Linked DNA regions of Homo sapiens: region 1 is linked to region 2. Evidence: read pairs that join two places in POLR2A ChIA-PET (ENCODE). Cell type or tissue: endothelial cell of umbilical vein. All regions are shown on one strand. Links, peaks and the distances in the headings refer to the core of each region. The heading gives the core; the rest is flanking DNA. Region 1 has its middle 33 kb from the start of LINC02935. Region 2 overlaps VTI1A (vesicle transport through interaction with t-SNAREs 1A).

What was found. Peaks named below come from ENCODE experiments on the same cell type or tissue, not always from the same donor. Only the 100,000 strongest peaks of a DNase experiment are listed, where the experiment ranks them.
Region 1: POLR2A ChIA-PET joins it to region 2 with 17 read pairs; 4 of 35 experiments call an interaction of 5 or more read pairs at or near these places.

What each region holds. Positions count from the first base shown.
Region 1 is chr10:112,851,833-112,864,015 of GRCh38, forward strand. It overlaps a transcript of VTI1A not described here. Among named protein-coding and RNA genes, the nearest start is that of LINC02935, 33 kb to the right of the region's middle. In endothelial cell of umbilical vein, for the core only: no CTCF peak of the experiment used is centred there; a DNase peak (open chromatin) is centred at 7,499; H3K27me3 peaks cover 752 bases.
Region 2 is chr10:112,799,316-112,811,498 of GRCh38, forward strand. The region is part of intron 7 of VTI1A (vesicle transport through interaction with t-SNAREs 1A); the gene reads left to right. Among named protein-coding and RNA genes, the nearest start is that of LINC02935, 86 kb to the right of the region's middle. RefSeq lists enhancers at 4,913-5,412, 11,536-12,183. In endothelial cell of umbilical vein, for the core only: no CTCF peak of the experiment used is centred there; no DNase peak of the experiment used is centred there.

The sequences.
Region 1 (12,183 bases), core at 2,505-10,504, 52 kb after region 2:
TATGATAATGGCCGTAGGAAGACTGTTTCTCAACCTCAGTGAAATTACACTGAAAAATCTTTCCATTGAATATTTAATATCCCACCATGTTAATTTTTCTTTATAACTTAAGAGAATGTTGTGTTTTCTGACTTGCAGATTCACTTCCTTTTATGAGACAAAAGAAAAAAATAAAATGAAAATGAGAATTATATAACCAATCATGTTTCCTTTTTTGCCTTAGCTACCAGGAAGCTCTAAGCTAAATTTGAAACTTCCCAGATTTTTAATTATATACCATCCCATTTTATATTTCTTTAAATTCACAATTTTTAAGTTAATACTCTCATGGATTAAATATGTTATAATATAAGACACCTCAAATACTTCTGAGTAGATAAAGTATACTGTGGCTTCTTTTAAATTTTAGATGATTCCAATGATTCCTACACCTCTAATTCTTCCCCATGTTTGGTCCCTATCTGCTCCCCTTCCCCCACAAAACTTCCTAGTGATTTGTCATTTTCCCACGTTGAGAAAGCCACAGGCCCTCCCCACTTCTCCATGGCACTCTCTTGCTCTTAAATTATTGCTGTATCTCTTTCACTTCCCAATTCTCTGCCTTCTTTGGAGATTTCCTCTCCAGCAGGGCATGAACCCTTTCTAAGCAGTGCCAGCATCATGGGGCCCACTAAAGAGGAAGCCGCAAGTCTGGACAGAGAAGTGAAGGCTCCTGAGGTGGGGGTTGGCACGTGGGCATTATTGGCAGCCCTTCTGGGCTTTGGGTCACTGACCTGTGCCACTCACCTTTTGTGACCAATGGATGTCTATGGTGCATATCTGCTTCGCAGTGCAGTGTCCCCTCCTTTGCTCTTGGTAACAGCACCCCAGTTTTCCTCTGGGGATTGCTCCTCTCCCATTGCATTCAGTCTGGATAGGACTGTCTTTCTTGGTTTTGTTTTGTTTTGTTTGTTTGTTTGTTTTTTGAGACAGAGTCTTGCTCTGTCGCCAGGCTGGAGTGTGGTGGCACAATCTCAGCTCACTGCAACCTCCACCTCCCAGGTTCAAGCAATTCCTCTGCCTCAGCCTCCCGAGTAAGTGGGACTACAGGCACACACCACCACACCCAGCTAATTTTTTTTTAATTGTATTTTAGTAGAGATGGGGTTTCACCATGTTGACCAGGCTGGTCTCGAACTCCAGACCTCGTGATCCACCTGCCTTGGCTTCCCAAAGTGCTGGGATTACAGGCATGAGCCACCGCGCCCGGCCAGGGCTGTCTTTCAAAGTGCCATGTTCTCCTTGTCCAAGGTACAGCCAGGCAACCTGGCCAAATCCATAAGACTCACTCTTCCAGGGGGGTAAATTCTGAATGGGGTGACAAGTTAAAGCTCACTATTTCGCCTGCAATCTCCAGTGACCATGTCTGTGAGCTCCTACTACCTCCAACCCCAGAACTGCCCACATCCTTGTCCTTGCAAGACCTGCTTGCTCAGCTTTTTCTTGAGTCTTTAAGAATGAGTTTCTGTTGCTTGCAGCCATCAAACTCCAAGTGATGCAGGGTCTGATAGTGGGCAAGGTGTGTAGCCTCTTTGAGCCCTGGATTCTGCATTTATATACTGGAGATACCAGGACATACCTCATGAGGCGAGGGGCAAGGTGCTTAGTCCATCATGTGTGTTTCACAAATATTTCACCCTTTCTTCCTTGCCCTGCTGAACAAGTGACCTTCAAAAGGTAATGGACTGTACCCACATTCCACAGGTGGCCAGTGGCAAACATCGATGGTCAAGTCTCCTGAGACCTCGTGTTGTTCTTCAAGACCTCTCTGCTTTTCAAGCATTTCCTTGAGTCACACAGATGGGTGAGCAGTGTTTTATCCATTTCAATGGAGGAAAAGTGAAATTTCTTTAAAAATAAAAACAAAACTTGCCAAAAACTCATCATAAGGAACAAAAGCAACAGATTCTCCAGCTGTGGCCCTTTACCAAAAGCTCTGGCCCAAGCTTCTACACAGCAAAGCTGCTACACTCCGTGGACTCCTCTCTCCATCAGACTGCCACTGATTTTGTTTTAGAAGCATACGTAGGAAGAGCCTTGGCTTTGAGGGACCTGCTGCCTCCCCTGTGACTCTGTATTGGTAAGCACAGAAGATCCTCAGATCCTCCGAGAAGTTCTCAGCAGACATCCTCAGCTCCAGGCCTCCCTTCTTCTCCACCCTGCTCAGCATGAACCTAGAGCTGGAGGCAGCTAGCCATGTCTGGCTGCCTCCCTGGGTCCTCATATGATACTGAGCCAGGTCTCCAGGGAACACTGTTCACATGGACAGAGTCTGAACTCAGTAGTGATGCTCCTGAGTGGGTTCCACAGGAAACACACCGGCTATTCCAAAGGCCTGCTGGCCACAAAGCCTTCTAACAATAATAAGTACTAGCAGTATCACTGCTGTTTATTGCTTCCTGTCAGGTGGGAACTAAGTCCATTAGCCCAAGTTCAGTAGCCCTGTTTTACAAATGCAGAAACAGGCTTAGAACAATTAAGAAACTTGATCAAGACCACACAATTATTAAGGGATAGAGTCAAGAATTTCACTCAGGTCTCCCTGACTCCAAAGCCTGTGCTCTTAACCACTATAGATGTCTCTAATGCTTCGGAGGGGAGGCCACCATGACCCCCACTTACAGTCACCAGCTGGGCCCCGGCCGCCCAGAGATCATGCAGAGTGAACAGAACTGATTTCCAGCACTGCTGTTCCATGGCTGTGTGACTTTCGACCGTCTCATTTCCCCTCTGTTTCTCAGTTCCCTCTTATGAAAGATGGAGGACACTATACCTGCCATGCCTCAGTGGGACAAGATCATCTATAATGTTCTGCATGGAAGCACCATGAAAGGCATTACCAGCTTGAAGAAAACCAGTGTCTGGAATGAGGCGACACCAGTATGTAGGGAGAGCAATCGGGAAGCGATAAGAAGGAGATTCACTAGGGGTCTGCTGGGCCGCCTGCTGCAGAGAACGCCTCTAGAATCCTGCACTCCCGTCTTCCTTCCTGCAGCTCAAAGCTGGCCCACCCTGGAGATGGTACCAGCTGGGGCTCTCCTTCCGGGCCTCAGTGAGGGAGGGGAAGGAGCCAAGAATGGGTCAGTAACCACAGGATTCTTTGAGTTCACAGAGAGTCTGCCTGCTGTGGGCCTCCAAAGAGTTCTGCCAGTTCTTCCCAAGTCAGCTTGGGCTTAAAGTCCTTCCTGCACCAACTGGGAAGGAGCTGGAGAAGCTCCACCTGGGATGGGAAGCTCGACCTGGGATGGGAAGCTCGACCCGGGATGGGAAGCTCGACCCAGGATGGGAAGCCTACTTTGTGTTGAACTTCCTATTTTGTCACTCTCTGCAGGCCCAATGACCAGAGAATTTTCTCTGCCCTTTCTGGCAAGATTAGTGGCTTCCCCTCACCCACTCTACCCCCACCTCCTCATTACAGAACAAAGGAACCTGGCTTCTTCCCGCCAGTCCAGAGAGGGTTCCTAATTGGCTTTCCATTAAAGAGAAAATAGACTACTGTTTCCACCTCATTATTTATGAGCCTTTCTGGAAGTGCATTTCCATGCACTCTGGGATTACTCACGCCCATTTTGCTTGGCCATATTTTATGATCTGTTTTATTTATTCAGGGCCGCTATTGGGTACTCACATCTGAAACCAATTAAAAACCAAGAAATAGGAAAAATCAAATAAACACCTGGCGATGTCCAAACGCAAAGTCTTCCTGAAGCCTGCTTTTGGTGGGACTGGCATAGCCATGCCACCAATATAGGCCATTGGAAGTGGAGCTTGCTCTCCTAGCAATATTAGGTAACACGGCCACACAAAATGGCAGCCCACAGATGCACAGACCTCCTGCCCACAGAGCTTGGGCTGAAGTTGCCTGGTTCGTTGCTTCCCCTGAGGTCTCCCTGTGCAGGGCAGGGGTATTACTTATTCATTTTTGTATCCTCCTTTCAGCCTGGCACATAGTAGGAAATCAATAACTCTTTGCTCAGCCTTGTTCTCATAGACACCATGCTTGCTGTGAGTGCACCTGTGGACACACTGTCTCAAGAGTTTAAAAGGACAATATGGAGAACCATCTCTATGAATTCTGGAGTGGTTTGCCTTTCATAAACAGTGATTTCAGCTCACTCTGGATGGATTCCTAGGGCTAAACACACTCCCTTTCAATCTCAGGAAAGCAGCTACCAAGCCTGGTTTTCCTAGAATCAGACAGTCTCACCTTCTGAAACCCTGCGCTCAGCCAGGTACAGATGGGGGTGCCATGGAAAAGAAAGCAGGCACTCCTATCTTTTTCAGGGGAGCCTCAGACCATTCACACATCTGCAAAGGGTTTGCTTTGGAGTCTGTGTGCATGGACAGCTCACCCTGCCTCTTGCTTTTCCACATAAAATGTGCAGAAGCCCCCCTTTCATCTCACCTGCCCTCACCCATCTCCAACTTCAATCTCTGCCAGAATTAAAGGCTCCTCTCTGTCCATTTCCCACCTCCACCCTGGAGAGGCAGCACGTTGCTTGGTGGTCTCTGTCCTGAAGCCAATGCCACACCCCTCCCATTCCTCTCCTTAGGCTGAGCTGGGTGTGTGGACAGTGTGGACAAGGACAGGAGCAAGTGGGAGCGGGAGCACCTGCGGGGCAGGCAGATGGGTGGGGGGTGAAAGGCAGCACATGGCAGGACTTTGCAGGGCTTCTGTTGGGATTGAAGAAAATAATAATACACACCACATCTGTTACTTTTTTTTTCTCTCTAGGATATCTATGATGCTTTTTGTAATTAGATTTTATACACATACACACATACACACATTTGGGGATGGAACTGGGCCCCTGAATTCTTAGGGATCATGCTGTTTATAGACTTATATCTCCCAATCTCCAGCCTCCCCTAGTAATTTATATAAGTCCTCTGTATTAGTCAGTGTTCTCCAGAGAAATAGAACCAGTTGGATCTAGCTAGCTAGCTAGCTATACACACATAGACAGAGAGAAAGGAAGAGAGAGACAGAGACAGTATGGGAATTGGCTCACAAAATTATGGATGCAAAGAAGTCCCATGATCTGCTGTCTGCAACCTGGAGAACCAAAGAAGCTGGTGGTATCATTAAGTTCAAGTCTAAAGACCAAGTCCGAAGGCCTGAGGACAGGGGAGCAGATAGTGTAAGTCCTGATCTAAGTCCAAAGGCCCAACAACCAGGAGTACCAATGTCCAAGGGCAGGAAGAGATGGATGTCCCAGCTCAAATAGAAAGAGTGAATTCACCTTTCCTCTGCCTTTTCATTCTACCCGGGCCATCACTGGCTTAGAAGATGCCTGCCCACATTGGTGAGGGCAATCTTCTTTACTGGGTCTACTGATTCAAATGCTAATCTCTTCCACTCCCTCACAGACATACCCAGAAATAGTATTACCAGCTATCTGGGCATCCCTTAGCCCATGCAAGTTGACACATAAAATTAACCACCATAACTATCATTCCTTCCTTCCTTCCTTCCTTCCTTCCTTCCTTCATTTGTTCATCAATCAGCCAACCATGTGTTGAATGCCTCTATTGGAAGACACTGGCTGCACATCTGATATAAGCTACCCCGTTGTTAGCTTCCAGCCTGTGCCTTCTCTTGAGATAATGCATTTCACAGGCTTACTCTTCACTTTGAATGTAAGAACTATGAAAGTCATCAACTCTTGAGACAGGAAAGGAACTAGGAAACTGACACACTCTATTTGTCCACAAACCACTGCTTCCAAATTTGAGGTCTGTTCTCCTATCTCTTGGTCACATTCTGGCAAATATGATCACTTCTTGCTGCCACAAATGTCTCGCCTGATGCTTCCAAATATGCAACGCAAAGTTACCCAATCTCCCTGTCCCCTTTCTTCATCAGCACATGGGGACTGATAGTACGGTGAAGATCCACGCAGCAAATAGGCAGGTGACTGGGGGGAGTGGAGAGGAGAATGCCCGCACAGCCACAGACAGCTTCCCACTCAGAGAAAGGTCCAGAGTTTGGCAATGTCAAGGTGGCTGAGTAAACCTGAATTACTCTGTGTGCCCATTATTGGCCCCCTGGGGAAGGCTAAGGATCCCTTCTCAGATTAATGTTTTTAAACAGATAAAACAAAATCCTAAGATGAGTAATCCAACTATATTAGAATACAGTTATCAAAATATTTTTAAAACTGTAATAGAGTAATTTGTGTGCTACTTTTTTTTTTTTTTTTTTTTTTTGAGACAGAGTCTCGCTCTGTTGCCCAGGCTGTAGTGCAATGGCACAATCTCGGCTCACTGCAACCTCTGCCTCCCAGGTTCAAGTGATTTTCCTGCCTCAGCCTCCCGAGTAGCTGGGATTATAGGCATGCACCACCACACTCGGCTAATTTTTGTATTTTTAGTAGAGATGGGGTTTTTCCATGTTGAACAGGATGATCTCAAACTCCTAACCTCTGGTAATCCACCCACCTCGGCCTCCCAAAGTGCTGGGATTACATGAGCCATCACACCCGGCCCTTTTTTTTTTTTTTTCAGACAGAGTCTCGCTCTGTTACCTGTCACCCAGGCTGAAGAGCAGTGGAGCGATCTTGGCTCACTGCAACCTGTGCCTCCCAGGTTGAAGAGATTCTCGTGCCTCAGCCTCCCAAGTAGCTGAGACTACAGGTGCCCACAACCATGCTTGGCTAAGGCGAGCAGATCACTTGAGGCCAGGAGTTCCAGACCAGCCTGGCCAACATGGTGAAACCCCATCTCTACTAAAAATACAAAAATTAGCTGGCCATGGTGGCAGGTGCCACTAATCCCAGCTCCTCGGGAGGCTGAGGCAGGAGAATGGCTTGAACCTAGGAGTTACAGTGAGTTTAGATAGTGCCACTGTACTCCTGCCTGGGCTACAGAGTGAGACTGTGTCTCAAAAAAAAATAAAAAGAGGAGGGGGCTTTGGATATCCACAGGTCATGGAGTACAGGGGTACGGAGATGATCTCATCTAGATCTCAGGGTCCTGGGACCCCTGCACATTGGGAGGCGGCATCTAGAAGGGTCACAGGGCCTTTGGCAGAAGAGAAAGTAGGTCATTCATGGCTCTGATGTCCAGGGGTCTGCAGAACGGCCATTCTGGTAACCCCCTTACTTCTCACTTGCTTTTTCCACAACACACAACCCTTCCCTGGGGTTCAGGCATCCAGAAAACAGGTGTGGCCTTCCCGGGGTGTGGGGTGCTCCCATCACCATATCTTAAGTGTTTGGCCCTTTCAGAAATCTGAGTGAGAGACTGGCTCCTGGCAGTTGTCAGCCCAGGGGCTGGTTGCTGAGGAAGTTCTAATGCGAATCCAACCAATGAACCCCCTTTGCCCTGCCCTGCCTCCAGCAAGCCCGTGCTTCCTCACACTGTCTTCCCCATGCTGTTTTGTAAGTTTTCTTCCTAATCTCAACCTCAATTCCTTTTTCCCATTCTTCTGAATGTTAAAGTCATGACCTTTGCGGTTTATGGGCCACCAGAGACTGAACTAAATGTGTTAGCTCAGAGTCCAAACAAGTAATAGCCAGCCAATTAAATTAATAATCCATACCGTTACAATGTTTAACCACGGCTGTTTCCTCAGCGGTCTGTTTAAATCACAGCCAAGGCCTGACCCATTAAAATGAATAACTGGAATTATGAGAAACTCCATTTAATAAACACAGCGAGGAACGCAGCACAATTGGGCATGAAATATTTATTACCACTTGAAGCAGAGAGCTGTTTGGGACTTTCAGATGGGATTAATGAATGCGTTTTAATTTGACTCACAAGGTGGGAGGTGGGGCTGGAACCGGGAGTCCTTTGGTAGATTCCTAGAAAAATCATCTCACCTTATATTATCACACTGTGATGGGGCTACTTGTTTATGTGTGGGCCTCCTTCAATCCATAGTAATCATGATCCTACAGGGACTTAGTACTTGCTTAGCAAATGTTACTGGATGGATGTACAGATGGATGGATGGATGGATGATCAGACGGATGGGTGGATGGATGATCAGATGGATAGATGAATGGATAGATGGATGGATGGATAGATGGATGGATAATCAGATGGATGGATGGATAATCAGATGGATGGATGGATGGTCGGATAGATGGATGGATGGATGGATGGATGGATGGATGGATGGACACATGGATGGATGGATGATTGGATGGACGCATGGATGGATGGAGTGATGGATGATCAGATGGATGGGTGGATGGATGATCAGACAGATGGATGAATGGATAGATGGATGGATGGATGGATGGATGGATAATCAGACGGATGGTCAGATGGATGGATGGATGGACAGATGGACACATGGGTGGATGGATGGATGGATGGATGATCAGATGGATGGATGGATGGATGGACAAATGGATAGATAGATGGATGAATGGACTAATTATGGTAAAATCCTTTTGACATTTTAGTATCTGCACTTCAGTGATACAGAACATATAAAACACAGCGCAGTGCCTGACACATTCAAGTCGTGCAGTCAATAATAACTGTCATTACAATTAGGAGAGCAAGATCTCATTAATTTACTAGAAAATCAGTTCTCACATTTGGCAACTCTTTGGGAGTTTCAGAGCTGCCCCAGGACCCAAGTTCCCACCCTGACTGGCCCGTTTATCTTTATGTGCACTTGGGAGCCTGATTTGCATTAGAGGTTTTTATTTTACTGTTTTTGGCTTTTCTCAGAGTTGCTCCCTTCTCTATTTTCCCAAAGCTCAATGTCTTATCCCTGCATTTGCCCCAGCATGTCCCTGTTCTCTCTGGTATGGCTACATTTCACAGGGTCTGTTTCCTTTTCCCAGACAATGTCAGCTCTGAAGTTTTGATAACGGGTTTAGAAAATGTGGTTGCTGTAATGATAGCCCTTAGCAAGTTTTGTAAGCGCAGTGATTATTGGGGATCTCTGAACAAGATAACTGAGCCTTTTCTATAGGAGAGCCCCAAATGGGAACAAGATGGCTCAACTCTGCCAAAACTTGCTTTCCAGAGAAAGGGGAAAGTAGGCAACCCAAGCTGTGTGCTGATGGAGCACCTTTGACATCGTAAGGTCTGGTTGAGGGGGTGGGGAACAGGAGGGAAAAGAGCCACGGAAGGCTTAGCTTTGGTTTTCCCTTTTGAGAACCAGTGGGCATCTCTTGGAGACTACAGAAATTCCGCTCAGGTTCAGTCATCACATTTGCAGGTCTGGAATTCAATGTATTGATAAATACAAGGCGGGCAAAGGGCAGTCTCATTTTGGATACGGAGACACTTGAAACTAAAACCAGAAAGAGGAATGCACTTTATAAAGGAGGGTAGGTCTCTGTGTTTGGAGGTGGTGTTGGAGATTTTTTTTCTTTCACTGAGGAAAAGATGGATCTAACTACATGGAGATTGATGGGATCTTGCCACCTCCCTACTAAATTCAAAAGCCCACCATGGTCCCAAAGAAGAGGAGTGTCACCAGGGGCCTACATGGCCTCACGGGATGTGGCATGGGGAGTTTGCCTGGTCCAAAGAGACCTTCAAGAGATTGGAACTTCAAAGGGCTCTGTCTATCTGGCAGTCTGCAGATATGATATCAGCGTTAGTATCTGTTACTTCTATTTCTTTAATCCTTAAGGATGGATTTGACACATGGCTGCGTTGGAATCATGTGTTTTCCTACATGGTGGAGGAGCCTTATATGGAATAAGAGAGCTCCAACCTTCCTGGTAGAAGGCTTCAGAATTACATAAATACAGAAGGTAGAGCTGCTTCTGTATCACCCATCCCTGCCCTACTAGATTGTACGTTCCTACAGGGTAAGACTATGTCTTATTCATGTTTGTATCCCCCACTGTGACTTGCATAGTAGCTGATGTCCTGTAGGTTCTCAGCAAATGTTTGTGGAAAGTAAAAGCCCCCATTCGTGGGGGCTGTGTGCTATCCTGAGCTCCGTGCTAAGTTTTTTGCATGTTCCCTCTCTTGTACTGTTTCCAACCACACTAAGGCTCTCTCTTATCCCCCATGTTATGGATGAGGCCACTGAAACAAAAGAGATTCAGCCCTTGTCCAAGATCATCTAGATAACAAGGAATTTGATAATAAGGAATTTGAACCCTCGTCTATAATATTCCTAAGCCTTTGCTTTCATTGCTGTGCCATTTGGTCTGCAAGAGTTAAACTCACACACAACTTAACCAAGCACAGAAACAGACAGAGCCTGAGCAAGGCTGTGAGGGTGAGGTTGCAGAGAGAGGAGGTGGAAGAGATTCTGGCAGCATAGGCTTGTCTCTCTCTTATGGCTTTCTCTTTCACATCTCTTACCCAAAGCATAATTGAGTTTTCTCCAGTGCTTTGTGCCCACCAAGCACATTGTTACTAACAGATAGTTCCATCCCTCAAACCTCTTAATGCATCCATGAGGTATGGCAAGAAGGCCAAGAGTAGAAAGCAAGAGGCATGGGTTCTTGGCCTGGCTCTGCCACTGATGTTTGGTATAAACTTGGGCAAGCCACCTGGGCCCAGCTTACCTGACAGTACTCTGAGGGAGTTGGATTAGCTGATCTTCATCTCTCTTCTATAATTCCTCAGATAGGCCATCATCACATTAAATGCCTTCTCCTAGCCAATCTGGCTTAGTCTTTGAGGGTCAGAAGATGGTGACTGAGGGGCTTATGACAGTTTCTGTGCCTGTCTACAGGATCCAGGAGCCCAGGTCTGGCTGTGTAAGTAAGAAACCAGCCAATGGTACATGAACACCAAGTGAACACAGAGTGAGGTCAGGCCACTCTGGGACTTACCGAGGTCTGCCCTGACCAATAGCCACCAAGTTCCTATGTACTTTAGCACTCTGGTTTTTGGTTTCACCTGTATATTGAGGATGATAAAGCCTGTGCTGCTTTCTTCCAGGACTATAAGAGGGACTAAATAATATCACAGATGCTTTGAAAGGTTGGAATGTGCCAGGCACGGTGGCTCATGCCTGTAATCCCAGCACTTTGGGAGGCCAAGGTGGGTGGATAACCTGAGGTCAGGAGTTCGAGACCAGCCTGGCCAATATGGCAAAACCCTGTCTTTACTAAAAGTACAAAAATTAGCCAGGTGTGATGGTGGGCACCTATAATCCCAGCTACTCAGGAGGCTGAGGCAGGAGAATTGCTTGAACCCAGGAGGTGGAGGTTGTAGTGAGCTGAGATGGTGCCATTGCACTCCAGCCTAGTCGACAAGAGCAAGACTCCATTTCAAAAAGAAAAGAAAAGTTGGAATGTACTAAACAAATGTGAACAATTAAATTATTATTTCCTTGATTCCTCTCTGGGAAAGTTGAAATACCTTGATTAAATCAACTGTACCAAGCCCCTTTTAGAAACATAGATGATGATTTTGGTCACATAATATATCAATCATTGGATTTTCTATTTTGGATCTAATCAGAGCCGAGAGCTCATCAATTCAGCTTAGATATTTATCCAAACAAAGGTCAACTTTTAAACCACAGTAGTTTTCTAAAAAGTCCATCAATGAAGAATGTGCTTAAATAATTTAAGGTCCATTTATGTCATGGAATAATACTAAGTACTAAATAATACTAAATACTAAATAATACTAAAGTGAAAAGTCAAATTGTTTTATATATATGTATTTTATATATATACATATATATATATGTATTGGTCTTTTCTCATATTGCTAATAAAGACATACCTAAGACTGGGTAATTTATAAAGGAAAGAAGTTTAATTGAGTCACAGTTCCACATTGGCTGAGAAGGTCTCACAGTCATGGTGGAAGGCAAATGAGGAACAAAGTCACGTTTTACATGGCAGCAGGCAAAGAGACCGTGGGAGGGGAACTGCCCTCTATAAAACCATCAGATCTCATGAGACTTATTCACTATCATGAGAACAGCACAGGAAAAATCCACCCCCATGATTCAATTACCTCCCACCAGGTCCCTCCCATGACACATGGGAATTACAGGAGCTGCAATTCAACATAGGTGGAGACACAACCATATCAATATCTATTGTACAATCCCATTTGAAAAATATATAAATACATATCTATGAGGAAGCATGTATGTGTGTGGGTACGTGTACTCATGAAAACATAATAAAAAGTCTGGAAAAAAATGTACTCGTGAAAACATAATACAAAGTCTGGAAAAAACTGTTA
Region 2 (12,183 bases), core at 2,670-10,669:
AGTCTACCCCACAGATGTGCTTTCTTTGGCCATCCAGTGTTTTGGAAAACTTTGACTTTGTTGCCAATATTTAAAACTTGGGAGATTTCACAAAGAGAACACCATTTCTGGCTTATCTTGGTAAATCAGAAGGTCTCAGTCCCAGCAGCAGTCAGCAGCAGCCCCTCGCTTTAGAAAAAGGGCAGATGCCCCTGTTCTCCCAGTCCCTGCCCCTGATGCCTACAGCCTGCAGACTGGATCTCCCCCACCCTCACAGGACTTTCTTCCTTGGTTAGAGGGAAGGATATGTCTTCCCAGGCTGGCAGGTGATGTGGCTTCACCTGCACAAACCTGGGGGCTCTGTTATCTGATCGTTACCCCACCCCACCCTCCTCCCAGCCTAAGAACCCAGAGTTCACCTGCGCAGATCTGATTAATGCTGCTTTGGGGTATGTGAAGTCAGTTTAAGATTATGAAGGAGATATCACAAGTTTGAATAGACAGCACACTCTGCAGCGGTCTCATTCAGTGTCCAACTAAGAAAACAGAGCAGCCCAGGGCTTAGCCACAGCAGGGCACCCCTCCACCTGGGCTGGGGGGACTAGACAAGGAGCAGTGGCCCTGGAGCCCAGAGAGAGAGAGAGAGAGAGAGTTCTGATGTTAGAGAGAGAGAGAGAGAGTTCTGATGTTAGGATCTAGAAAACGTAACCACATCCCTCAAAAGTTGGCAGAGATGCAGGTGGCTGATAAGCCTCTGCCAAAATGTTTGTCCTTCCTGACATCAGGAAAGAAAAAGGTGTTAAATAAATGACTATTAAGTGGTAAGTATCGAATGTCAGATCTTAGAGGAAAATAAAGCCCATCACAAAAGCCAAGGCAGCCGAGTCTTCACCAATATGTTCCAGGAGAGGCATCTTGGCCGTCAACGAGTATCCCCAGAGAAGCTCACAGAGCTGCAGAGGAGCTGAAGGCAGGGATTCCAGGCGAGTAGCTCAGCCTGGACCGGACAATCCAAGCTAATCAGGACCAAGGCCAGATGTGCCCTGTTGAGCCCTGGGCATCTGCAGGAATCTGAGAAGGGATTTGTAGGCTTTCAGAACAAGGCACCTGAGGCAGGAGGCTGCCTGCATGTGGGGGTACAGCCAGACAAGGAGGAGTTTCCAGAAGTAATGTGGGGAGATGGGTGAGTATGATAGGAGTGGAGTAATAATAGTTCCTATAGTTATTTATTGAGCAACTACCATTGGCCAGGCACTGATCTAAGCACTTCACATTGAATTAAGCCATTTATTTACTAATGTAATTCATTAACAGAATGCTGCTATTATTGGCCCCATTTTACCAATAGAGGGAAAGCAGAGCGTTGATTCTTTGGAGCGTGCCAATTCCTTATATTGGTACTGTTTTCTTTCATAGAGACCTGATGGTAGATTGTTCACTCTTTATTTTGCCCAGTAGGAAAGAGTAATTTCCAATGAGAGACTACATTTCTAATGTCCAAGGAAAGACACTGGTACATCTTCTCCTACTATCACTGCATAAATAAAGAACATTTTCATTTTCACACTAAAACAGTCAAGAGGATGTAATCTCAGAGAAGGAATGCAGTAACTTAACCAATGCTGTACAACTGGTGTGTGGTAGATCCTAGATTCGAATCCAAGCAGTTTGGCTCCAAAAATGAGGGTGGTTGCTCAACCTCCACGTGAATGTAGTATGTGGCTTCTCTGGAGGCTGAAAAGGATGAGGGACCTTCAGAAAAGAGCTTGGTGGGTTACTAGTTCAGAAGAGCAGTAAGTTTGCTTCTCAATAAAGGGTTAGGACCCAGTGGGGGTGGAGAACCTTCTCGAGCAGATCTTCCCAGGATGGCCAGCAGGAGGTGGGAGGGTGAGGAGTACTTAAAGCTGGGGGTTGGGGAGGGGTCATCCTGGCCCAGACACCAATCACGTCTGCCCTGGGCTGAGACCTTTCGGCCACCTCTGGAGTGGGCCTGGCCTTTTCCCTGGGTAGGCCTGAGCCATCAGATCTAGGTCCTAATACTTAACATAATTATAAAGATTCAATGACATCTTGTATGCAATAAACCAGAAAAAGATACTCTCTTTTTAAGACTGTCCGGAAGTTATATTGCTCTTCACAACCCTCGCAGAAAATACTTGGGAGAGCTTCCTTTATTACCATTTCGTGGATGGGGAAACTCAAGGACCCGTAGTCCTTTCCCAGATTCGCACAGTGAGTCTAGCTAGTTCTTCCATCTGATTTTCTTTCTGTCTAGAACTCTATTCCAACAGATCCACTACAATAAATCTTCAGCAGACCTGAATCTTTCTATAGTGTATCCCCTCACCCATATGTTATGTAAAAATAAAAAATCGTGTGGTACCAGGTCATTGGCAGCTCCCAGAGAACACTTGCCATTCTTTCTGTCTCATACTCTTTGGTGAGGGATCAGGTGATCACGCATTTACCTAGAAGAGATAAATTGAGCCCCTTAAAAGGCTGAAAGAAAACAGGCAGTGTGCCAGTGATTGAGGAAAGCTGATGAAATATGCTGCAGAATAAAATGAATATTACCTTAGTAATGTACTGTGTATTTACATTAGGCACTAAGTGAAGAATCGGTTGACTTTGGTTAATCAGTGCCCTGCACTACCAACACAAATAAACTTGCAGCTGGGTGTGGTGGCTCACACCTGTGATCCCAACACTTTGGGAGCCCAAGGCAGGAGGATCGCTGGAGCCCGGGAATTTGAGACCAGCCTGGGTAACACAGGGAGACCCATCTCTACTAAAAAAAATTTTAAATTAGCCAGGCATAGTGGCATGCACCTGTGGTCCCAGCTATTTGGGAGGCTGAGGCAGATCACTTGAGCCCAGGAGGTTGAGGCTGTGGTGAGCAGTGCCATGGCACTCCAGCCTGGGCAACAGGGAGACACCTTGTCTCAAAAAATAAACATATAAATAAGTTTGTGTACTCAATGACTGTGTCTATAGAAAATAATGTGAAGATGTCCAAGACTCTTCTATCAAAGAACCAAGGAGGATCTAGTAAAGATTCTAAGACACACGATTATATAAATAATGATCTGTATGCCATACGGTGGTAGAAGATGGGGCTGGAGAAGTGGGTTGAGGCTTCGGTTTCCTCCTCTGTAAAAATGGGGATGATAATAGGCCCCAGCTCATAGGGTTGTTGTGAGGGTTCAGGCACAGTGTATAAAATGCCAGAACAGCACCTGGCCTGGAGTAAAGCCCAGCCAACCTGAGCTGCTCATGCAGGCATCCCTGCTGCCATGGCTGCAGCTGTCCTCACTGCAGTGGATGTTGCTGCAGCCGCATTCTCTAGAAGAATCACCAAAGAGTAGAGCCGGGTTGGATTTTCTAGCCCCATGCTTTACAGATGTTCAGATTTCTTGGAATGGACCTTTTTGTTTTTTTTAAGTACAGGCCTATTGGAAGATTGTCCACTATTTATTTCGCCAAGTAAGAGAAAGTAATTTCCAAGGGAGACTACATTTCCAATGTCCAAAGAAGGACACTGGGGAAAAACCCTGCCATCTACTGTCATCATCACTCCATAAAACAAGGGACATTTTGACACTGAAACAGTGGAAAGGGCATATTCTCAGAGAAAAGAGCAGCCTCGAAATTGAGTAATCTTGGTTTTAAGAAAAAAGCTACTTTCTAATGTTACTCTTCTTTTCCCACTTCAGCCTTGGCCTGGAGTTAGGGGCCACTTTTCCCAGTCGTCCCATGCCCCCTCTTCATTTTATTTTATTTTTTTATTTTTTGAGACGAAGTTTCGCTCTTGTTGCCCAGGCTGGAGTGTAATGGTTCAATCTCGGCTCATTGCAACCTCTGCCTCCTGGGTTCAAGCATTTCTCCTGCCTTAGCCTCCCAAGTAGCTGGGATTACAGGTATGTGCCACCATGCCCGGCTAATTTTGTATTTTTAGTAGAGATGGGGTTTTACCAGGTTGGTCAGGCTGGTCTCAAACTCCTGATCTCAAGTGATCCACCCGCCTTGGCCTCCCAAAGTGCTGGGATTACAGGCATGAGCCACTGCACCCAGCCTCCTTCTTCATTTTAGAGAGAAGTGAGTTTGGGTTGGGCTCATTAAGAGGTGGGGCCACTGATGGATTTGAGTTGCCGTCAGGTACAGACACCGTTAGAGGCAGTGGCCGCTTGAATGAGAAAGAGTGTGATAGTGAAACAAGAGTGGACGTGGGGCCGGAAGGCCTGGCTGTGCCGCAGATGGCTGACCCTGGGCATATCTCTTCCCCTCTCACAGCCTCAGTGTCCTCAACTCTAAAATGAAGAATCTAAGCCAGATGTGGTAATGTGTGCCTGTAATCCCAGCTACTCAGGAGGCTGAGGTGGGAGGATCACTTGAGCCCAGGAGGTGAAGGCTGCAGTGAGCTGTGATCGTGCCACTGCACACCAGCCTGGGTGACAGAGTGAGACCCTGTCTCTAAAAAAAATAAAATAAAATGAAGAATTTAGACTAGGGCATGGAGGCCTTTTCCAGGTCTAGCCATCTACAGACCTGTGAGGAGTTAAATATACCTTGCATTTCTAGAACATCCTTATTTAATTCTCTTCAAGTTCTTTCCAAGCCCTTTGATTGAAGTGAGCTGCCTTGATCCTATCTGGGAGTCTGCAGCCAGCAAAGCCGCTCTGCAGGCCCCCTGCCATTGTCAAGTCCATATTTAAGAATGGCAGTGGCCGTGGTGCCCAGGCTGAAATTTGCTGTACACATTTGGCAACATAGAGTGCAATGTAACTACACATTACTGATCTAAACCCATCGGACTTATCAGTGGGCTCTGACAGGTACTTGTTGGCTGCCTTCCCAGGCTGGGAAGGTATCCCGGAGCCAGCCAATGTGATGCCCTCCCCTCCCTTTTGATGTTTATGGGAGAGAAGGCTCGGCTGTGCTCAGGAGACTGTCAGCATGAGGCCCAGATGGATACCAGCCTGTGGGAACCAGAAGCCTGGCAGGCTTGGGAAGCAGCAGCTTCCTGGATTCCTGCCCCCACCTTCCCATCCAGCCACTGGAAGTTTCCTAGGCAGCTTCTCCAGCCTCTGACAACCAGTGCCTCTCACCTTTCCTGAAATACCATCTCCTTTTACAGAATGATTTGCCAGCTGCACACATGTAAAGAGCTTTTCAGAGTGCTTTAAAATCTTTAATGAGCTAATCCTCTCCTCCCTGGGGTGGTTTGTGAGTTGGCTGATTTTGTTGGGGAAGAAACTGAAACCCAAATGTCATGGGGTGACTTGCTCTAGGTCACACCAGGTAAATACCAGATTATGGGCACAGAACACATTGTCCCGGCCCTGGCATTACTCTAATCGCGGCCTTTGTCGTGAGGCTTCTGTCATTCATTGATTGCTCATTGTGACACCATAAGTTCCCATAGGGCAGGGACTCTGTGTTTCCTTTGTTCTTCAGAAGGACTTCAGCCAGACCTGCCAGACCTGTCTGTGCAGCTCATGCCTTGTCGAAGACCACCACATAATTTAACCAAGGAGGGCCGCCCTAGGTAGATTATAGATTTTTTTTTTTTTTTTTTTTTTTTTTTGAGACAGAGTCCTGCTCTGTCTCCCAGACTGGAATGCAGTCGTGCGATCACAGGTCACTGCAGCCTTGAACTCCTGGGCTTAAGCAATCCTCCCGTCTCAGCCTCCAGAGTAGCTGGGGCTAAAGGTGTGCCCCACCACGCCTGGCTATTTTTTTTTTTTACTTTTTGTAGAGACTTGGGTCTCACCATGTTGCCCAGGCTGGTCTCAAATTCCTGCCCTCAAGCGATCCTCCCACCATAGCCTCCCAAATGTGTGGAGATTACAGTCGTGAGCCACTGTGCCCAGCCAGTAGCTTTTGGCTTTTAGATCATGAGTGGGCAAATCACAGACAGTGGGCTATATCCAGCCTTCCTCCTGTTTTAGCCACGGGCTAATAATAGTTGTACATTTTTAAATGGTTGAAAAAAACTCAAAAGAAGAATTTTTGACATGTGAAAATTATACACATTCAAAATTATACAACTCAGATTCTAGTGTCTGTAAATAAAGATTGTATTGGAACACAGCCATGCTTATTCGTTGACATATGTCACTGGCTGCTTTACACTACGAGAACAAAGTTGAGTAGTTGTGACAGACTGCGTAGTCCCCAAAGCCTAAAATGTTTAGTTATGGGTTAAATTGCAGCCTCTCACCTTAATTTATATGTCGAAGTACTAACCTCTGGTACCTCAGAATATGACTTTATTTGGAAATAATGTCTTTGCAAATGCAATTAGTTAAGATGAGGTACGGGAATAGGGTGGGCTCCTAAACCAATGTGACCGGTGTCCTTATTAAAAGGAGAAACTTGAACACAGGCACTCACACAGAGATACCACCTTGTGAAAACAAAGGCAGAGATGAGGGAATGCATCTACAAGCTAAGGGACCCCAAAGATAGCTGACAACCCACCAGAAGCTGGGAGAGAGGCATGGATCAGACTCTCTCACTGCTCTCTCAGGGAACCAACCCTGCCGACACCTTGACCTTGGACTTCTGGCCTCCAGAACTGGGAGACAATAACTTTCTGTTGTTGAAGCCGCCCAGTCTGTGGGACTTTGTTATGCCGGCCCTAGCACACTAATATACTGACTATCTGGCCCTCTGCAGACAGAGCGTGCTGATTCCTGTTGAGCTAAGTATTAAGAAAAATTTAGAAACAGGGCGAAGCGACTCCAGTCCTCACTCAGGACCTAATCTAGATATGCCAGGGCTCAGGGAGTGGATGTGGCTCCTCAGTTCCTTGCTGGAGAAAGTGCTCATCTCCCTGCCCATCAAAACTCATCCCCACTGTGTCCCAGTCCCTCAGGTCTCTCGGATGACTGACTACACCTAAATTGATGTTAGCCAGTGGGGGCTACTAATGGCTGATGATGGCTTGGTAGATTGGCCCAGAGATAGCATCTAGTTTTCTTCCCTTTTTTTTTATTATTTTATTTTTGAGACGGAGTCTCACTCTGTCACCCAGGGTGGAGTGCAGTGGCAAGATCTTGGCTCACTGCAACTTCCACCTCCCGGGTTCAAGCGATTCTCCTGCCTCAGACTCCCGAGGAGCTGGGACTACAGGCACACGCCACCACACCCGGCTAATTTTTGTATTTTTAGTAGAGATGGGATTTTACCATGTTGGCCAGGCTGGTCTCAAACTCCTGACCTCAAGTGATCTGCCCACCTCCGCCTCCCAAAGTGCTGGGATTACAGGCATGAGCCACCGTGCCCAGCCTTATTTTTTTTTATTTTTGAGATAGGGTCTCACTCTGTCACCCAGGCTGGAATGCAGCAGTGCAATCGTGGCTCATTGCGATTTCACCCTCAGGCTTAAGCAATTCTCCTGCCTCAGCCTCCTTAGTAGCTGGGACCACAAGCACAGGCCACCACACCTGCCTAATTTTTTTTAATTTTTCACAGAGATGAGGGTCTCTCTATGTTGCCCAGGCTGGTCTCAAACTCCTAAGCTCAAGGGATCCTCCCACCTCAGCCTCCCAAAGTTCTGGGATTTCAGGCATGAGCCAATGTACCTGGCCTTCTTCCTGTTTTAAATGGCCTATTCCAGAGGCAGGAGTTTTGTGAAATGAGTGTTGTGGCACATGCCCCCTCAGTCCCCTTATCTCACATGGCTTCAGGAAACTGCCTGCTCTGCTCATGAATGGAATTCTTATTCTGAGATGTAAGAATCAAAAGCTTCGGAAGACTGTGAGCCCCACAGCTGCATGCAAAGCTTCTGTGAACTCGGCTGGGACTGACCTGTCCTTTGGAGGAGATCTTAGTGTAGATCCACAGTAAATGTGCAGTGCAGCCATGGGGAAGAAGGTGGAGACGTGGAAAACAGTCATCACGAAACCCAAGATAAGATCACCAGCTCCATATGCTGGTCTGGATCCGAGCACTCAGTGTATTCATTTTCCAGGGCTGCTAGGGCTGCCGTAACAACATGGCTTAAATGCACTTATTCTCTCATAGTTGCGAAGACTAGAAGTCTGAAGTTAAGGAGTTGACAGGGCGATGCTCTCTCCAAAAGTGTAAGGGAAGAATTCTTCTTTGCCTCTTGCAGCTTCTGGTGGCCCAACATTCCTTGGCATGTGGCAACATCATTCCAGTCTCTGCCTCCATCTTCACGTGCCCCTCTTTGTCCTCTCTTAAGGACACCAGTCATCGGATTTAGGGCCACCCTAAATCTGGAATGATTTCCTCTCAAGATCCTTAATGAAGTCCAGCTGTGGTGGCTCACACCTGTAATCCCAGCACTTCGGGGAGGCCAAGGCAGGAGGATCACCTGAGGTCAGGAGTTCGAAACTAGCCTGGCCAACATGGTAAAACCCCATCTCTACTAAAAACACAAAATTAGCTGGGCGTGGTGGCACACGCCTGTAATCACAGCTACTTGGGAGGCTGAGGCAGGAGAATCACTTGAACCTGGGAGGCGGAGATTGCAGTGAGCCAAGATTGCACCATTACACTCCAGCCTGGGCAACAAGAGTGAAACTCCGTCTCAAAAAAAATAAAAAATAAAAATAAAAAAGATCTCTAATGAATCACATCCACAAAGACCTTCTTTCCAGGCTGGGCATGGTGGTGGCTCAGCATGGAGCTCATGACTGTAATCCCAGCACTTTGGGAGGCCGAGGCAAGAGGATCTCTTGAGGCCAGGAGATCAAGACCAGCCTGGGAAACATAGTGAGACCCTGTCTTTACAAAAAATTTAAAAATTAGCCAGGTGCGGTGGTGCATGCCTGTAGTCCCAGCTACTTGGGAGGCTGAGGTGGGACGATCACTTGAGTCCAAGCGTTCAAGGCTGCAGTGAGCTGTGATTGCACCACTGCCCTCCAGCCTGGGCAATAGGCCAAGACTCTGTCTCTTAAAAATAAAAAATAAAAAGGACCCTATTTCCAAATAAGATCACATTCTGAGGTTCCAGGTGGAACCTCATGAATTTGCAGGGACACTGTTCAATCCAGTACAATCAGTATGATTTAAAGTAAGAGGCTGGGTGCAGTGCCTCATGCCTGTAATCCCAGCACTTTGGGAGGCTGAGGTGGGCAGATCACCTGAGGTCAGGAGTTCAAGAACAGCCTGGCAAACATGGTGAAACCTCATCTCTACTAAAAATACAAAAATCAGCTGGGCGTGGTGGCAGCACTTGTAATCTCAGCTACTCAGGAGGCTGAGGCAGGAGAATCACTTGGCCCCGGGAGGTGGAGGTTGCAGTGAGCTGAGATTGCGCCACTGCACTCCAGCCTGGGCGACAAAGCGAGACTCCATCTCAAAAAAAAAAAAAAAAAAAAGAAAGCGAGAGAATCCCCAACCATACTTGCTGCAGTCAATGGGGAATTGTTTGGCTCCTGTAACTGGGAAGCTGAAGTGTGACTCTTCAGGTTTCAGGCACACAGCAGGAAGCAGGGGTTCAAATATGTCTTCAGGAATCCGTCTCTTTTTCTTTATCTCTCGGCTCTGCATTCCTCTGGTGTCGGCTTCTTTCAGGCAGCCTCGTCCGGTATGGTAGTAAGAATGGTCCTTGGCAGCTCCAGGTTCTCACTGTCCTGACAGTCAATCTCAGTAAAGACAGTATCTTTTTCTTGATTTTCCAGGAAGAATCCCAAGAGGAATTCCATCTGGCTTGAGTGGCAGACCAATCCTTGAGCAAATGGTAGTGCAAGAGCTAGAGAGCTGTCATTGGCTGGGCCTGCCTGGGCCATATGTCCATCTGTGGAATCAGAGTGGGATCAGCCTCCCTGAATTCTCGCGATGGGGCTGAGGATTACTCCTAGAGATGCAGGACATAGAAGACCCAAGATGGGCATTATCAGGCAGCATGATAACCGCACAGCTCTAGCTCAGAGGCAAACATGTCCCCAGCTCTGAAAATAACCCTTCCAATTAAAGTGAGTGTTTGAGGCAGATGACAATTAACTGTTTCTCCTACTCCTGTTTTCATTTCTTTCTGGTGAATAGTAACGTTGAATTGGATATAGAATTTAAAGAGCTTTCCCTTGGCCCATGTTTTGGGAAGTGCCTAGAGAGAAGCAGATCCGGGTTCCTCTGCTCAGAATTTATCCTATGCTCTCACGGTTGCTAATTGTTACTGTTCTGTCAGACCCCAAAAGTGGGGCATCGTTATTCAGGGCCAGTCGGCCAGGCAGGAAGGCAGGTACAGGATGCTGCTCTGAACCTGTAAAGTGTCTGCCACTCTCCAGCTAATGAACACAGGCTTGTAAAAAAGTTGGGACTCCGCTGGCATCCTTAATGGGACAGTGGCTAACAGCTAAGTCCTAAAGCTGTGCTTATCTACAAGCAGTCCTTAGAAACCAGGAGAGCAATAACCACGTGACCCTGAGCACGTGTAGGTAGAGTCTCTCATTTCTTCACTCAGCAAGCATGTTTTGAGAACATTTATGCCAAGCTGTGTGTTAGGCATCAGGGATACAAAAGACAAAAGAAATTCGGACTGTGGAAGGTCCACTTTTTACTGGGGACTGTAGTCAATGTACTGGAAAGAGAGATGTGTAGGGAGATAGGAGAATACGAGAGGGACATAGCCAGGAAATGCCTCTTGGAAGAGGAGGGAAGAATGCACATATGCCGTAGATCAAGGACCTGGTTTTGGAATCAGGGTGACTCAACCTAAAAATGCTTTTTGGTCATAAATAACAGAAAACCCAATTCAAACTGACTTTGGAAAATAAAGTCAGTTTATTTTCTCATATAAGTTAAAGTCCAAAGAAAGGGTGGTTTGATTTAAAAAAAAAAAAATGTTCACTGTCGGCCTGGCATGGTGGCTCACACTTGTAATCCCAGCACTTTGGGAGGCCAAGATGGGCAGATCACCTGAGGTCAGAAGTTTGGAACCAGGTTGGCCAACACGGTGAAACCCCATCTCTACTAAAAATACAAAAATTAGCTGGACATGGTGGCAGGTGCCTGTAATCCCAAGTACTTGGGAGGCTGAGGCACGAGAATCACTTGAACCTGGGAGGGGGAGGTTGTAGTGAGCTGAGATCGCACCACTGCACTCCAGCCTGGAGACAGAGAATGACTCCATCTCAAAAAAAAAAAAAAAAAAAGTTAAAAATTAAAGTTCTCTGTCTTCAGGACTGGGGTTCTATTTCTCTGCCCACTGTGGGTCAGCTTCTTTCTTAGGTTGGCTTCCCTCAATGAATCAAAAGGCCTGCAGTGGATCCAGCCTGACATCCACACACCAAACTGTCCAGGTGACCCCGCATTTCAAGCAAAGTTGCTGAGATCCACTCTGTTGGATGGACTTAAGTCACAAGCCTGCTCCTGGTCCAGTTACCATGGCCAGGGGCATGGAATGTACTGACCATCTCAGCCTCAGTCACAGCTGTACCCCTGGAGCTGGGGTAGCATCAGCTGTTTGGAATAGGGAAACGAACGCAGCCACTGTAGATCTGCTGTACACAGGAAGCGGATGCCTGGCTAGGCCTGGTGAGGCCTCACGCATGATATCATCAGTCATCAATACACAGGAGCATTGGCTGGAAGAAGCTCCTGATTCTTCAGTGAAAAGTGTTGTGACCAAGAGGTCAGAAGAGGTTCCCAGCTTTTGAAAACCAAGAGGCAAAAACCTGTTCTTCAAGAAAAAAAAAATCTTATCAGTCTTCATCATACCTTAGCTTCTGAAATACATGAAACCAGAGCCTCTCTTGGCTTGGCCAGATGCCTCGTCTTGTCTGAGAGGCGGACGGTAGCGTTATCACTCAGGGTAAAAGAGCTTATGGTATTCGGCAGTGACAACCCCCAGTCCTCAATGGCTTAACGCAAGTCCACTGGGAGTCCAGGTGCATCTCCAGGACAGTGGCCCTTTACATAATGACTGCAGGATCCAGGCAGAAGATGTTACCACCATCCTATAACTTGTACTCTCTGGAACAATACAGCCCCTCCCTCCCCAAATCAAAACCGCAGGAAGAGCCCGCTAGAGAGACAAACACTGGAAGTTAGATGCCTCCAGCTGGCAGTGACACTCAGAACTTTTGCTCTCATTTCTTTAGCCAAAGCTAGTTCCATGACCAAGCCTAACATTAAGGTGAGTGCAGACCGGGCGCGGTGGCTCACGCCTGTAATCCCAGCACTTTGGGAGGCCGAGGCGGGCGGATCACGAGGTCAGGAGATAGAGACCAC